2 separate regions of the Mus musculus genome follow, and region 1 is linked to region 2. Evidence: chromatin loops called from intact Hi-C (ENCODE). Cell type or tissue: left cerebral cortex. All regions are shown on one strand. Links, peaks and the distances in the headings refer to the core of each region. The heading gives the core; the rest is flanking DNA.

Region 1 (6,881 bases), core at 895-5,894, 68 kb after region 2:
GAGCTTGGGGATCGTGATTTCAATGGCCTCCTCTCCTCACTCGTCCAGCTGCTTTTGGCTCCGGAAGCCCGGACATTGTTTGGTTTCCAGTCACTAGTGCAGCGAGAGTGGGTGGCAGCTGGACACCCCTTCCTGACCAGGCTCGGGGACACTGGAGCCAGTGAGGAGGTGAGGACACTTTAGGTTTTCTGTCTGGAGTGGGTTAACATTACTAAAGGGAAGAGGTGAGAAAATGATAAGGCCTAGCCCACTAGACACAAACCCGGTCTGAATGGGCTGCTGGGCTGAGTGGACACTCAGGAGAGTCAGCCTTGAACCCCTACTCTACTCTCACTTCCTGTTTTAATCCCTGCCCTCCTTGGTGTCCTGTTCTGGCTCTTGTTCTCCCCTTTGTCAGGTGCTTGCAGACACCCCCATGCGACTGTTTTCTCTTCTCAGGCCCCGGTGTTTCCTCTCTTCCTTGACTGTGCCTGGCAGCTCCTCCAGCAGTTTCCAGCGGAATTTGAATTCTCTGAGTTTTTTCTTCTTGCTCTTCATGATAGTATCAGGGTTCCGGACACCCTCACCTTTCTGAGAAACACTCCCTGGGAGCGCGGGAAGAAGAGTGGACAGGTCAGTGACCTCTTTTTAATTTGTTCCTGTTGAGCATTTCAAACTTTGGAATTTGGTCTTGGTTTAGGAAGCTTGAGGTTTGGGGAAGGGGTTGGGGGGGGTGGGGTGGGTGCTCACTCTTAGGATCAGATTTTTGTTTTGTATGTGATGCCAGAAATAGGAGGTAAGGTTTATAATTTGTTCCAGGTGTAGGACAGGGACACAAACTGGTTTAACCAACCTTGTTTAAAATTTTTGAGTTTGTGCACATTTATGCGTGTGACCGTGACCGTGTATATGTCATAGTCCTGTGGAGGTCAGAGGTCAACCTCAGGCATCAGTACTCACCTTCCACCTACTGAGACAGAGTCCCTGTTGCTTGTCTGCTGCTTACTCCAGGCTGGCTGGACCAGGAACTTCTAGGGATTCTTCTGTCTCTTCCCCCCCAGCATCCTGTAGTAGCACTGAAACGGCAGGCCCTGAGCTATGTGTCTGGCTTTGTGTAGGTTCCGGGAAGTCAAACTCAGGTCCTCAGTCTCAATGGCAAGTGCTTTTATCCACAAAACCAATCCTGAGCTCAAAGCACCCATCACCCGTTTCTTTGTTTCCTCTATTTAGTTCAACTCGTACACACAAGTTTACACCCCTGAGTACTCCCAGCCCCTAGCTGGAAGCTCTGCTAACTTACATCTGTCTGTCTGGGACTGGGATTTACGCTACAGCAAGGAACAGATATCACAGTTCCTTAATCCTGGCTACGATCCGGAGCATTGCCCAGACAGCAGGTTCTCTAGACAGCAGGTAAGATACCTACACTTCAACTCCCTTGACTCTCTCAGGTTCCCACTACTAGATGAGAATGACAGGATATCCGAGTCCCTCAGAGAAAGACACCACTATCTTTTATAGCTGTCACTTGCAGCCAGCCTTCAGCAAGACAGTTGTTCTAGAATAGCAGACAATGTTCTTTTGATATTCATTTTGGTTCATGTCCATATATTATACGTTTCTCTAAAATCAACCCAGTAAGCCCAAAACCCTAGTCTGCTGAGGAGAAGGGAGGTCAGAGGGAGGGGGCCGCAGTTTGTCACTGGAACAATGAGTCAGGGGCAGCTAGGTATCCCTTCCCACTTCTCAGTTGTCTGTTGACTTCTTCTCTTTTAGCAAAGCCTCATGGTTCCTGGACCCCCTAGTTCTATGTGGCTGTTCTCTAGAGGGACCCTGACCCCACTGAATCAGCTCTGTCCTTGGCAAGACAGCTCCTCCTTGCTGGCAGTCTCTTCTCATTGGCTCCCTCGACCTGCCAGATCCTCCGAAAGCCTAGCTGACCAGGAATGGGGGCTCCCCTCACATTGGGGAGCTTGCCCTTTACCTCCCGGGCTACTGCTGCCTGGATATCTGGGACCACAGATCAGGTTCTGGAAACGCTGTTACCTGAGGGGCAGGCCTGAGGTCCAGGTGAGAAGGGAAGACAGACTGGATGGGGGAGAATGAGCTGGAAAGGCAAAGGGCTGGAGGAACTGGGGAGTAGCATTGCATTTTTCAAACTGGGCCCACTTGGGATAGGAGATGGTGAGAAAACTGCCTGTGGCTTGGATCATGTAGAATCTAGAGCACTGTTAGAAGGGAAAGATCACTTAAGACTCTAGAAGTACCAAGGATCTTAGTAGAAAAATAGCCGGGTAGTTGTGGCGCATACCTTTTAATCCTAGATCTCAGGAGGCAGAGGCAAGTGGATCTCTGAGTTTGAGCTAGTTCCAGAACAGACAGGGCTACACAGAGAAACCCAACTGGAAAAACAAAACAAACAAAACAAAAAACAGAAAAGGGGGAAAAAAAAGGAACCAGGAAGCAAGCCCTGTAACAGTCTTCCTCTGTGCGCTTTGCCCCTCCCCAGATGGGCTCCTCAGCTCTCACAGTCTCTGCCCTTCAGGATGAGCTTTCTCACCTTCAGGAACTGTTAAGACAATGGACACCAAGAATATCTCCCGAGGACCAGAGCAAGAAAAGAGATCCGAATACCATCCTCTCTCAGATCTGCTGAAACTGTTTGTTAGCGTCGTTCTCAGAGGCAGGGCAGGGGTCTCTGCTCATCTTCCTGTCTGACCTTGACGCCTCAGCTTTGGCATTCCAGTCTGCAGAGTTCACTTAGAAGGCCCGTTTCTGTAGCAGATGGTGGCGCTACCAACCTAAAGGTCTCCCGATTTGTTTGATTTCTGGGGCTATTTTCATTTCTTGTGATTTGAAAACTAAGAAACAAGACCAGTTCAGAATGTGATTGCCCCTTTTCCCAGGCAATTCTGTACCTTTTGGATGGCCGTCAAAACTGTGACATGAGAGACCCTTTTCATCAGTCCCAACAATGATGTCCTAGAGACCTCATTCGCAACCTCTCTACACTACTTTGAAATCTTTTCTTAGTCTTCTGTGGGAACGAGGTGAATAAGGGAGAAACCGTCTCCTCCCACTGTATATTTTCATAGCAGCGTTTCTATTTAAGGAGTTCATTAAAGCACAGTATTTCTACACATTGCTGGTATTTTCTTGTGTTGAATGAAGATCTCAGCAAAGCCGTGGGGGTGGAGGGGAGGGTGTGAACTGAGAAAAACACCCAAATTATTGTAAGGAAATAAAGGATCCAAGTCAGGCGTGGCCTGGAAGAAATACACATAAAATATGGGGGAAGGGGTCCGCACACCTTTTTTGAGACATGGTCTCTATGTGTCTATTAGGCCAGCTGGAACTCTGTTTTTTGAGACAGGTTTTCTGTGTGGCCATGGCTGTCCTGGAACTCGTTCTGTAGACCTGGCTGGCCTTTAACTCAAGAGATCCATGTCTGCTCCTTAAAGCTTCGATACCAGCCCGCAACCCAACCCGGTTTCGTGTCCCAGATTTCCCAAGATAAGCGGAGATTTGACACTTAGGGGAAAACAAAATACCTCAGGCTCAAGTCTAGGCCGAGGGCGAGTCTGCACGAGCGTCGTGGACCTCACTAAATAATAGGTCGCTCCAGAAGGCAGTCCTGGCCCTGCACTTAGGACACAACTCTGCGTCACAGAACGTACAAAGCCTGGTTTTGCACTTGAATGTGCGTTTGGGGAGCCGTGTGAGCCTCTAACAGTCTGGAAGCATCCGGGGCTTTAGTTAACTGTGTCGAGACGGGCTGAGCACATCCGTTCCGCCCCGACTACAGCAGCAGCCCTAGAGCGCCTTTCCCTTCCGAAAGACAAGACTCCGACCCCTAAGATGGCCGCGATCGCTTCCGGCTCCTCCCCCCCCCCCCGGCGCCGGCCCCGCCCAACGTGAGCCTTGGCCCGGAAGTGGAAGTTGTAACTGAGGTCAGGGGGCGGTGCTGCTGCTTAGAGACGGCGGGAGCCCCTTCGCCATGGCTGCCGGACCGATCTCCGAACGGAATCAGGGTAATTGGGAGAGAAGAGCCCAAGATAGGAGCAGGGAAGTGGAGGGAAGATTAGTGCCGGAAGCGTTCCCCCTGGGGTGGTAGACGAGATCCCCCCCGGTGGGACACCGACCTCTGGGCACCTGGCTGGCCGCGAGGCCGGGTGCAGGCCGAGGCCTGTGAGAAGCGATGCTTCTAGATCAGCTCCCTCCACCAAGAAGACAAAAGCCTCCCGGGAGTACCGGACCAGCAAGAATGCCAAATTAGACGTAGCAGATTTTCTAGATGATGGTGGCAGAGGGAATTTCAGGGCTTTAGGCGACGGTTTTTGGTTTTTGTCTTCTTTTTCACTGCCGACTCCTCATCGCCTGCTTCTTCCCTTTAGATGCCACGGTGTACGTGGGCGGTCTGGACGAGAAAGTGAGTGAGCCGCTGCTGTGGGAGCTCTTTCTCCAGGCAGGGCCAGTGGTCAACACCCACATGCCCAAGGACAGAGTCACTGGCCAGCACCAGGGTGAGTAGGGTACGGGGCAGGAATCAGCCCTGGAGAGGGTTAACCGGCCCCGAAGAGGCTCAGCCGCTAGGCACAGCGCCTTTGGAATGAGCAACCTAAAGATTGCTTTCTCCTTCAGCTTCAATTCCCAGTTTCTGGAATATTTTCTCTTAGCTCTAGTTTCTGGAACCATTCTCAACCATTCTCTGTGTAGTCCTGGCTGTCCTAGATCTTGCTCTGTAGACCAGGCTGGTCACGATCTTTGAGCTCCACCTGCCTCTGCTACGAAGTGGTGGCATTAAAAGCACGTGCACGTGCAGTCGCCCAGCTATTATCTATTATGTTCTTTGTGTTTGAAGGCTGGGGAGTTAATGTTTCATTTTGAGTCTCTTCCCCTGAATGATGGGTTTTTTTTGTTTGTTTGTTTTTTGTTTTGTTTTGTTTTTTTCATTGATTCCCCAGGCTATGGCTTTGTTGAATTCCTGAGCGAGGAAGATGCCGACTATGCCATTAAGATTATGAACATGATCAAACTCTATGGAAAGCCAATACGGGTGAACAAGGCCTCAGCTCACAACAAAAACCTGGATGTGGGAGCCAACATTTTCATTGGAAATCTGGACCCAGAAATTGATGAAAAGCTGCTTTACGATACTTTCAGCGCCTTTGGAGTCATCCTACAGACCCCCAAGATCATGCGGGACCCTGACACAGGCAACTCCAAGGGTTACGCCTTCATTAATTTTGCCTCCTTCGATGCTTCGGATGCAGCAATTGAGGCCATGAACGGGCAGTACCTGTGTAACCGTCCTATCACTGTGTCTTATGCCTTCAAGAAGGACTCTAAGGGTGAACGCCATGGCTCAGCAGCTGAAAGACTCCTGGCAGCCCAGAACCCGCTGTCCCAGGCTGACCGCCCTCACCAGCTGTTTGCCGATGCACCCCCTCCGCCCTCTGCCCCCAATCCCGTGGTTTCATCCCTGGGTTCTGGGCTTCCTCCACCAGGTACAGCTTGGAGTTCAGACTGTGCCAGTGAGGCTCTTGGGAGGGAGGCTCAGGAGGCAGAAGCAGCCCTGGTAGAGTAAGCTGCTAAGTTGTTGGGCAGTGAGACAGGAGTGAGGCGTGCTGGTGGAAGGGATGAAGTTGGCGGATGAAGTTGGCAGATGGAGTGAAGCTGAAGGGAAGCCTGCAGGGGGGAGGCTGGAGCTCTGCAAGACATTAACTGTCTTCCATTTCTTACACAGGCATGCCGCCTCCTGGCTCTTTTCCACCTCCAGTGCCACCTCCTGGGGCCCTCCCTCCTGGGATTCCCCCAGCCATGCCCCCACCACCTATGCCACCTGGGGCTGGAGGACATGGCCCCCCAGCAGCAGGGACTCCAGGGGCTGGACATCCCGGTCACGGACACTCACATCCTCACCCGTTCCCACCAGGTGGGATGCCCCATCCAGGTAAGGGCTCTGTGCTGGGAAGGAGCTGAGCTTGTGAGAGGGGCTTTCTTACTGTCTGTCCTGGTAGTCTTGGATGAAAATAGTCCAGAGTCCTCCTTTTCTTCAGAAACAGACAGTACTTTGTACGTGTTGGTGCTCCTGTTTTATCTCCAGTTCTTGTATTTCCTAAAGGATAGCTTGTACTGGGCAAAACTCTCAACCTCTCCTCTGCTTCCAAGGTTGCCAAATCTAGAAGACATTTCTGCTTTTGGCTTTTTGAGAAACGGGTTCTCTGTGTAGCTGGCAGTGTCAAACTCAGAGATCCTCTTGCCTCTGCCTCCCAAGTGCTGGGACTAAAGGCGTGCGTGTTTCTAGATTTCTCTAATGTCAACCATAGCAACCTGGATCGGCTCCTTTTTTTATGTTTGTGTAGATTTTTTGCTTGTTTCTCTTTTCTTTGTTTCTCTGTAGTGTTAAATGTGAAGGTGCTAATTTACCATTGGTCTCTGGTCTTAGGTTCTTGGCAGGCTAGAAAAGGCCACTGCTCAACCCACACTTAACTTTCCTCTTTCTGACACCATCTTCAGTAGTTCTCACTTGTAGGAGCCCAGTTTACAACTCTGGGGCTTTGTCTGTTCTGTCCTCCACTTTGCAGAGCAAGTCTAGCTTATGTTTTTGTCATTGGTCACAAGCCAGTGCTCAGACTGCACTCACTTCCTGTCACTGACTCAGGGACTCATCTACTTTCACTGAGTAACTTTTCCAGGGTATTCACAGACATTTTCTTCTTCTTTTGTTTTTTTTTTGTTTTTTTGTTTTTTGAGACAGGGTTTCTCTGTGTAGCCCTGGCTGTCCTGGAATTCTCTTTTGACCTTGAACTCAGAAATCCACCTGCCTCTGCCTCCCGAGTGCTGGGATTAACGCGTGCGCTACCACGCCCAGCTCAGACATTTCCTTAAAATTCTTCTGT
Region 2 (6,881 bases), core at 1,164-6,163:
GCATAGCCCAGTCTGATGGTGCATAGCCCTGTCTGATGGTGCATAGCCCAGTCTGATGGTGCATAGCCCAGTCTGATGGTGCATAGCCCTGTCTGATGGAGACAAATCCTCATTTGAGGTTCCAGCTTCCCAGGCTCTGTCAAGTTGACAGCCAAGAACAGCTATGCTGCCATGTGTTGGTATCACTTTGGTGAGAAGAGATCACTGGAGCATTGGAGTCTTAGTAATAGGAGGTAGATCTAGCAATGATACATAAGCAGACTGCCCTCTTCTAGCCTCCATAGGAACCAGGCACATGGTGCACAGATATCCATGCAGGGATACACCCACAGATGTAAAATAATAACACAATACCTTAAAATTAAGACAAAATCCCCATTGTGATATACATGTGTAACGGCTACTTTTAGTAAGGCATGGCACATTCCACTACTTTAGAAAATCCTCTTGTGTCCCTTTAATTTTTCTTTTCTCTTGGCCATAGCTGGTACCTACTATTGTGTATTTTTGCCTGTTTTGGAATTTGAGTTTCATAAAAATGCCTTTTTTCTTTTAATAATTTGTGTGTACGTGTGTATGTGTGTATGTGTGTGTATTGCTGGGTATCAAATCCAGGGTCTTATATAAGGGTTCTACAATTGAGCAAACATCAGTAGTCAGAAGTTTTTGCAGGGCTAGAGAGATGAAACAGTGGTAAATAGCACTTGTTGCTCTTGCAGGAGACTCAGGTTCAGTTCTTAACACTATGTGACTCTCAACCATCTGTAACTCTAGTTCCAGGGGATCTGACACTCTCTCTCTGGCCTCCATGGACAGCACACACACATGGTACACATACATGCAGGGAGAATACCCAAATGCATAAAATCAGATAAATCTTTAAAAAAGGTACCTTATTTATTTTTTATAAAAATTCCTATATACATATACATATGTATGTATATGAGTCTATTTTTTATTGTGGTCATTTGAAAGGTTTCCATTGAGTGGCTATTAGAAATAAAGTTTCCATTGAGTGGCTATTAGGAATAAAGTTGTTAGGAACATTTATCTACAAGCTTTTAATAGACACGTATTTTCCTTTCTAGTGGGTAAATACTAAGGAATAGAATTTCTGGGTCAGAGGATAGGAATGGATTTAACATATATATATATGGATTTATGGTTTTCAGCTACAAAAATTCTGAGTTAGTCTAACATTCCTAAGTAGGTACAGTATCTATCTATCTATCTATCTATCTATCTATCTATCTATCTATAGTTTTAAAGGCATCCTAGAACCACTGGTCTAAATTATAGTCATAGTACTAGAAAGGAAGTTATTTCAGTTTGGTTTTCTTTTCTACCACAAAGACATATAAATGCAAATAATTTCTCCTTTTTTTTCTTCCTGGTTAGTTGCAAAACAGCTTTCTCTGAATATTTCCCCTCACCGCACCCATCAGCCTAGTGTTGACTCTCCTTGGAGCAGCGTTGGTGAAAGGCAAGTTAAAGCTCCCGGAGCTTCTTGAAGCTTAGAATCACTAAGACAAGGAAACAAAAACAGTTGTCAGGGTGGAAAAGAACAGTGAGCTGAGCGGCAGATGGGGGCGTGGCCTTGTGGAGGATAAGGGGCGTGGCCTTGTGCACACTGCTGGGGTTTTCTTTGATGATTTTTCCATACTATTCTACCTGGTTGGGGGTGGGGGGGGGGAGACTCCGCTGTACTCAGGCTGCTGTGACTATTTACTATCAGATGGTAGCTTTCGGAGCATCGGACACTGTGACAGTGTCTGCACACTGAAAGAGAAGCCGCTCCTAGATAGGCAAAGAAACGGACAGCATAGGAATGGGAAGGGAGTCACTTAATGGATTAGGGACTGGCTGAGCTGGGACCAGAACCCAGGTGGCCTGGCTTCCAGCCCAGCTGACCACACTGCTACCCACACAGACAGAGCTGGCCAAGACAAGTAGCCCATTGAGCAATTACACAAACAACAATGCCTGATGGATGGTCGGAGTAAGAAACAGGCACAGAGCAATGGCAACCCCATCACTTCCTGATCCCTAAATTTCCAGGCAGGCCTACAATGTGCGATCGCTTAAATGGCTTTGACCAGCAACTTGGCTCAACTTTTTAATCTGGACCACTTTTTGTGGTCATTGCCACAAAACAAAAACAAAAACAAAAACAAAAACAAAAACAAAACAACAACAACAACAAAACCAACCCCTCTGCCTTGTACTTAAGGTGGAGAGAGCCTTTGAGCTCCATACCTGGTCCTAAGGAGTGTGTGAAAGTGTGTTAAACATAGTTAATCGATGAGTGTGAAAGCAGCTCTCAGTTTTGCAGAGTTCTGCCTTCCCACATCAGACTTAGCCAGCAGGGGCTAGTATGATCTACGGAATTCAGTGAGACCAAATCCTACCCTCTTCTCAAATTTGTCACAAAATAGTAGTTGCAATCGGTACTCCCTGGATCTTCTAAGCTCTGGCTTGCTAAGTTGCATTGTAAGTTGTGGTATCTTCCAAAGGCACCAGCTACTTTGCTTGGCTGAGACATGTATACGTGGCCTTAGGTTCAGCCCTAAACTTTCAACTCTAAACTTAAGGGTATTTTTCCAGTGGGTTTCCTGTTTCAGGTGTCAGTTCCTAGTCTGGATAATTCTGTGCTCTATCCTTCCCCATTAGAAACCAAAATTCTCAGCGAATACTGAGGAAAATGAAGAGCCAACTGCATTATGCTTTTACATAAACCCAGTGAACATAATTTTGATAATAAACACTGCCTTGAATGTGTGGATTCTAGAGATCTGAGTTAAATTTTAGGATTCATTTGGTTAGAGTATAGCATAAGCTGGGCCCATTTTTGTGTTTTCAATAAAGTAGTTCTTCTGGAAGCAGTCCATATTCCTTTACAAACATGAAAGGCTGAGATGGCTTGTTTGTGTGCTCCTAGGCACAGCTCATTGTAACCTCCGTGACATATATGTTTGTTTTGCTTTATATAAAATATTTCAGTGAATTCTATTAATACTAAATTGTTAGATTGCTGATGCTTGGGATTTATGTCTTGTTGCGTTTTCTATTTCCAGTCTTCCAGAATACAGTGCTTTTACAACAGTAGGGCTTCAATAAGTAAAGGCATTGAGTTATGCTGTAATGTTGTAAAAACACATTGACAATGTGTTTTTACAACATTAACTAAAAAACTGACTGTGGCAGGGATGTTACTAAGGGAGTATTGTTATGCAAGTGAATATAGCAAAGGGTACGTTCACGTCAAGAGTGAAGGAACAAGGGGAATGCATAGCTGGGTGGGGCTGGTTTGTAAGAAGCGATGTTCAATTCAGTCTGGTTGGTCCAGGATTGCGTGGAGTAACTAGAATTTCAACCTTCTCAAGTATTTTTATCCTTCTCACCTTTCGAAAGCTACTCCGCCAGTCTCCATTTCTTCCCTTAGGGCTGGCGCCAACTGATGCGACCCCAAAGTCTTAACAGTCCATGCCGAGCTCCCAGCTCCCGCTCAAAAGTGCCTCCGCCCGGGGGCTCGGGGACGCGAGCCAAAAACGCGCGGGGTCACGCGCCGGGCAAGCGCCAAACCGGCCACAGCCCCAAAGCGGTCCCGAGGGCGGGGCTGCTGCGGGGAGGGGCGGGGCGGGACGGGGCGGGGCCGGCCGCGCCGGGCGGGAGGAGGCCCGGGGGCGGCTAGGGTGTCACCGCCAACCCGCTCCGGCCGGAAACGGGCGCTTGTTTCCGGCCGGACGGCCGAAAGCCACCGATCCTGAACCAGCCGCTGGAGTCGGAGTGGCGACCCGGTGTGGAGGAGCCGGCGGAAAGCCATTGGGAAGAGGCCAGCTCCGGTCAGTCCCGGCTTGGCTCCAGCTCTATCTCCTGTGGAGAGCAACAGCCGCGGTCGCAGTGTCCGCCTCCGCCTCCATCGTCGTCGGGGGAGGGGCCGCTTGGACCCCGGGGTCACTGCCGAGGAATGAGGCGAGGCGGCCGGGCCCCGCGCTCCGCCCCGGCCTAGAGCCTTGCCCCGAGAGTCGCGAGGGTAACGGAGACCCCAGCCCTGACACCCTCCCCATCTCCTCCCCGCTCCTCCCGCCTCTCCAGCGCCCCAACTCTGCGTCGTCGAGCTCCACTGCTCACTCTCTCTGACGAGACTTCACCTGAAGCCATCTCCCCCTGAGCACCCGCTCTCTGCTTGGTCCCCACCTTCCTCCTTCACGCCAATCTTTCACCTGCGTCCTGCGCTCTCAGCCCTGGCCGGCGGTTCCTGTCCCTTCCCCAGCTGTGCTGGGCAGTTTGGATAGTCCCCTCTTGTCAGCTAGACTTTGGGAGACGGATGGCGGAGTTTTAGGGTGGTCTAGATGCAGCCCCCCCCCCCCAAGTAGGATAAAGTTCTTTTAAAGTCACTATAAAAGTAAAAAAGAAAAGCCAAGTTTGTTCTTAACGATAGCCAAACTGAGGTGCGTCCAGTAATGGAGGAAGGGGGGTAGGGAGGGAGGAGAGAGAGAGGGAGAGGGGAGAGAGGAGAGAGGAGAGAGAGACTGTGGTGAGTGTAGGTGTAGAAATTCTAGGGCAGGCTTATGGACTTCAGAAAAAAAAAGTTTCTGTGCGCTGATGGAAACTTTAGAAGCTGATGATGAGTAAGCTGGGGGCTGTGTGATCGCACTCTTCTCATAATTACTAGGTTAACGGTGTGGCTCCTGTTGAGATGGAATGGGATTTGTTTACTGGGCCGGCGTATTTTTAGCCTGTCGGCTCACAAGGACCAGCCCTCAGAGTCTGTCTCTCTTCTCTGGTGATAGAGTGTCAGTCTAACATAGGTGTCTTTTCTGGGCACAAGACACATGTAAAAATGGGGAAGTTGAGAGAAGCGAACTGGTGAGATTTGATCTAAGAGGTTATTCCCCCTCCCCCAAATTTTTTTTTCCCCTTAGGGAATTTTCATGACTGCAAAGCCAATCGCTAACCCGCTTTGACTTTGGCTTTCTTTATCTTTTTGTGAATACTACATAGGGTGTTTTATTTAGAAGCTGGTAATTTGTGGGTCTTTGGCTTTTCCTACAATATACTTAGGTCTTTTAGGATGCTGGATCCCTTTGTGTCTCAAAACCTGTCAGGTGGATAAGAAAAATAAGGAGAAGTGGTGGTAAGAAGACTCCAAAGGAGTAGCTAATTTCTATTTTTTATTTTTTTCTATGTTGCATATCTAAAAAGACATTTAGGAAATGTGTTTCTTAGTCAATGAGATTCTGTTCCTGAGGGATGGAGAAGTCTGCCAGGGAGAATCAGACTTGTAGTTAAATGTTGGCAGTATATAACTTACATAGGAACACATTCTAGGTAAACAATGAGGAATTAATTATGTTCTTTACCCTCATTGTTTTTCAAGCAGGTCTTTTAAGTTTACTAACCTGCTGTGCTAGTCTATTGATATTTTGAAGGTTAAAGAGAATGTAAAATAAAAGAAATTGCTGTTCCTCCTGTACAGCACTGAATGCAGTCTGTTCTGACTTTACGTGAACTGGCATCTTTCGAGCACCTTTGTAATCCAGGCTGGTTTCTGTGTACTTAGAGATTGCACATGAACACAAATATTAGCTCATGCTAGGCATAATTGAGAAGGTAAATATGCTGAAGACACATATTCCAAAACAAAAATAGATTTTTCTTTTTCGATTTTTTTGCTCTCATTTTGGATTATCAGCACCTTTCTGCCAATCATTACCCATTAACGTGAATAATTTAGAACTAAATAGATGTCTGTTTTGGACATCATATGTTTAAGTGGGAAGTAAAGATGGTAGGTAGTTTCCAAACTACTTCTAATTTGTTTGTTTATTTTCAGTGCTCTGGTTTGTCTTATCCCTTTCATGTAGTACCAGGGACTTTCTCTGTGGAAGAGAAAAAAAGTAAAACTTTGTCAAAGAAACAAGGCTGGTGTGTTGTATGAGGCAGGGTGGCCAACAGTGGGTTCTGATGAGTTGTGTAAGGCACGGTGACCAACGATTGATGTGCAGTGTTAGATGTGCTGTGATGGAGTTATGTCACTAATTTGGAAGTGTTCTTGAAGTAATAATTGCTTTAATCTCTCTTTTCCTCCCCATCCTTCTACCTATTAGTGGAAAAACATCTCAGTTGGAGTCTAAAATGGGATTTAAAAAAAAATCACACGTATCTTCTTGGAGTCTTAACTGCTAATAGTTGCCTTAATCCCTGGGAGTTGGCTGGTGCCAATCATAGTTATGACACATGGGTAATTTCTGTTTATATCTAACTTCCTTTTGTTGAACTGTATACGTTACTCTACCAGGTATGGATTGAAGCATTTGACTAAACCTAGGAATGAGTTTAGAACAAGCAGCTCAATATATCCACTGCTAGTCTCAGTTCTTAGACGACTTCTTAGAAACTTGAGGTACATTATATGCAGCCAGGTGAGTTATTGTGGAAAAGTTTAGTATCAAAAGTAAATATCTACTTTGTTATGGGGATATTATACTGCTTATTAAAGTTTCTGAGCTCCCAAATTCTAACAGTGCTGGCTGAGACTATTGGAGAGAGACAGAGACAGAGAGACTGTATGCATGAGTATGTGTGTCTAAGGAAGTGTTCTTACCACAAACACTTAACCCCACGAAAGGGGGAAAAATTAATCTTGGCAAATGTGGTCTCAGAAATATATTTTCTATGGAACGTAAAGACAGTGAGATAGCAGACTGGAATTTTAATGCCTGATAAATTCATACAATTAAAATTTTGTACAGGGCAGTTTTTTTTTCATGAATTTTTAAATTCAGTTCACTCTTTAATAGATAATAGAAGAGAGAACTTAAAAAGAAAATTCTTGCTGAATAATGATTGAACACTCCCTTGGATAAAGCGACCTTTAA

What was found. Hi-C counts contacts between places; a loop is a spot of excess contacts. Peaks named below come from ENCODE experiments on the same cell type or tissue, not always from the same donor. Only the 100,000 strongest peaks of a DNase experiment are listed, where the experiment ranks them.
Region 1: a loop joins it to region 2, with 3 times the contacts of the local background. A loop is called at or near these places in 1 of 42 quality-filtered maps.

Annotation. Positions count from the first base shown.
Region 1 is chr3:96,168,598-96,175,478 of GRCm38, forward strand. Mtmr11 (myotubularin related protein 11) reads left to right here. Exons shown (of 17, transcript NM_181409.3): 13 at 2-168; 14 at 439-612; 15 at 1,210-1,392; 16 at 1,756-2,049; 17 at 2,489-3,121. The coding sequence ends at 2,635. It overlaps Sf3b4 (splicing factor 3b, subunit 4), which reads left to right and starts at 3,909. Exons shown (of 6, transcript NM_153053.4): 1 at 3,909-4,010; 2 at 4,374-4,502; 3 at 4,944-5,486; 4 at 5,726-5,932. The coding sequence starts at 3,977. In left cerebral cortex, for the core only: no CTCF peak of the experiment used is centred there; DNase peaks (open chromatin) are centred at 3,228 and 3,822; H3K4me3 peaks cover 2,307 bases; H3K27ac peaks cover 2,583 bases.
Region 2 is chr3:96,100,787-96,107,667 of GRCm38, forward strand. It overlaps Otud7b (OTU domain containing 7B), which reads left to right and starts at 3,741. Exons shown (of 12, transcript NM_001025614.1): 1 at 3,741-4,033. It overlaps Gm30044 (a long non-coding RNA gene), which reads right to left and starts at 3,570. Exons shown (of 2, transcript XR_375856.2): 1 at 3,402-3,570. In left cerebral cortex, for the core only: a CTCF peak has its summit at 3,791; DNase peaks (open chromatin) are centred at 1,607, 1,910, 3,591, 3,800 and 2 more places; H3K4me3 peaks cover 2,168 bases; H3K27ac peaks cover 3,274 bases.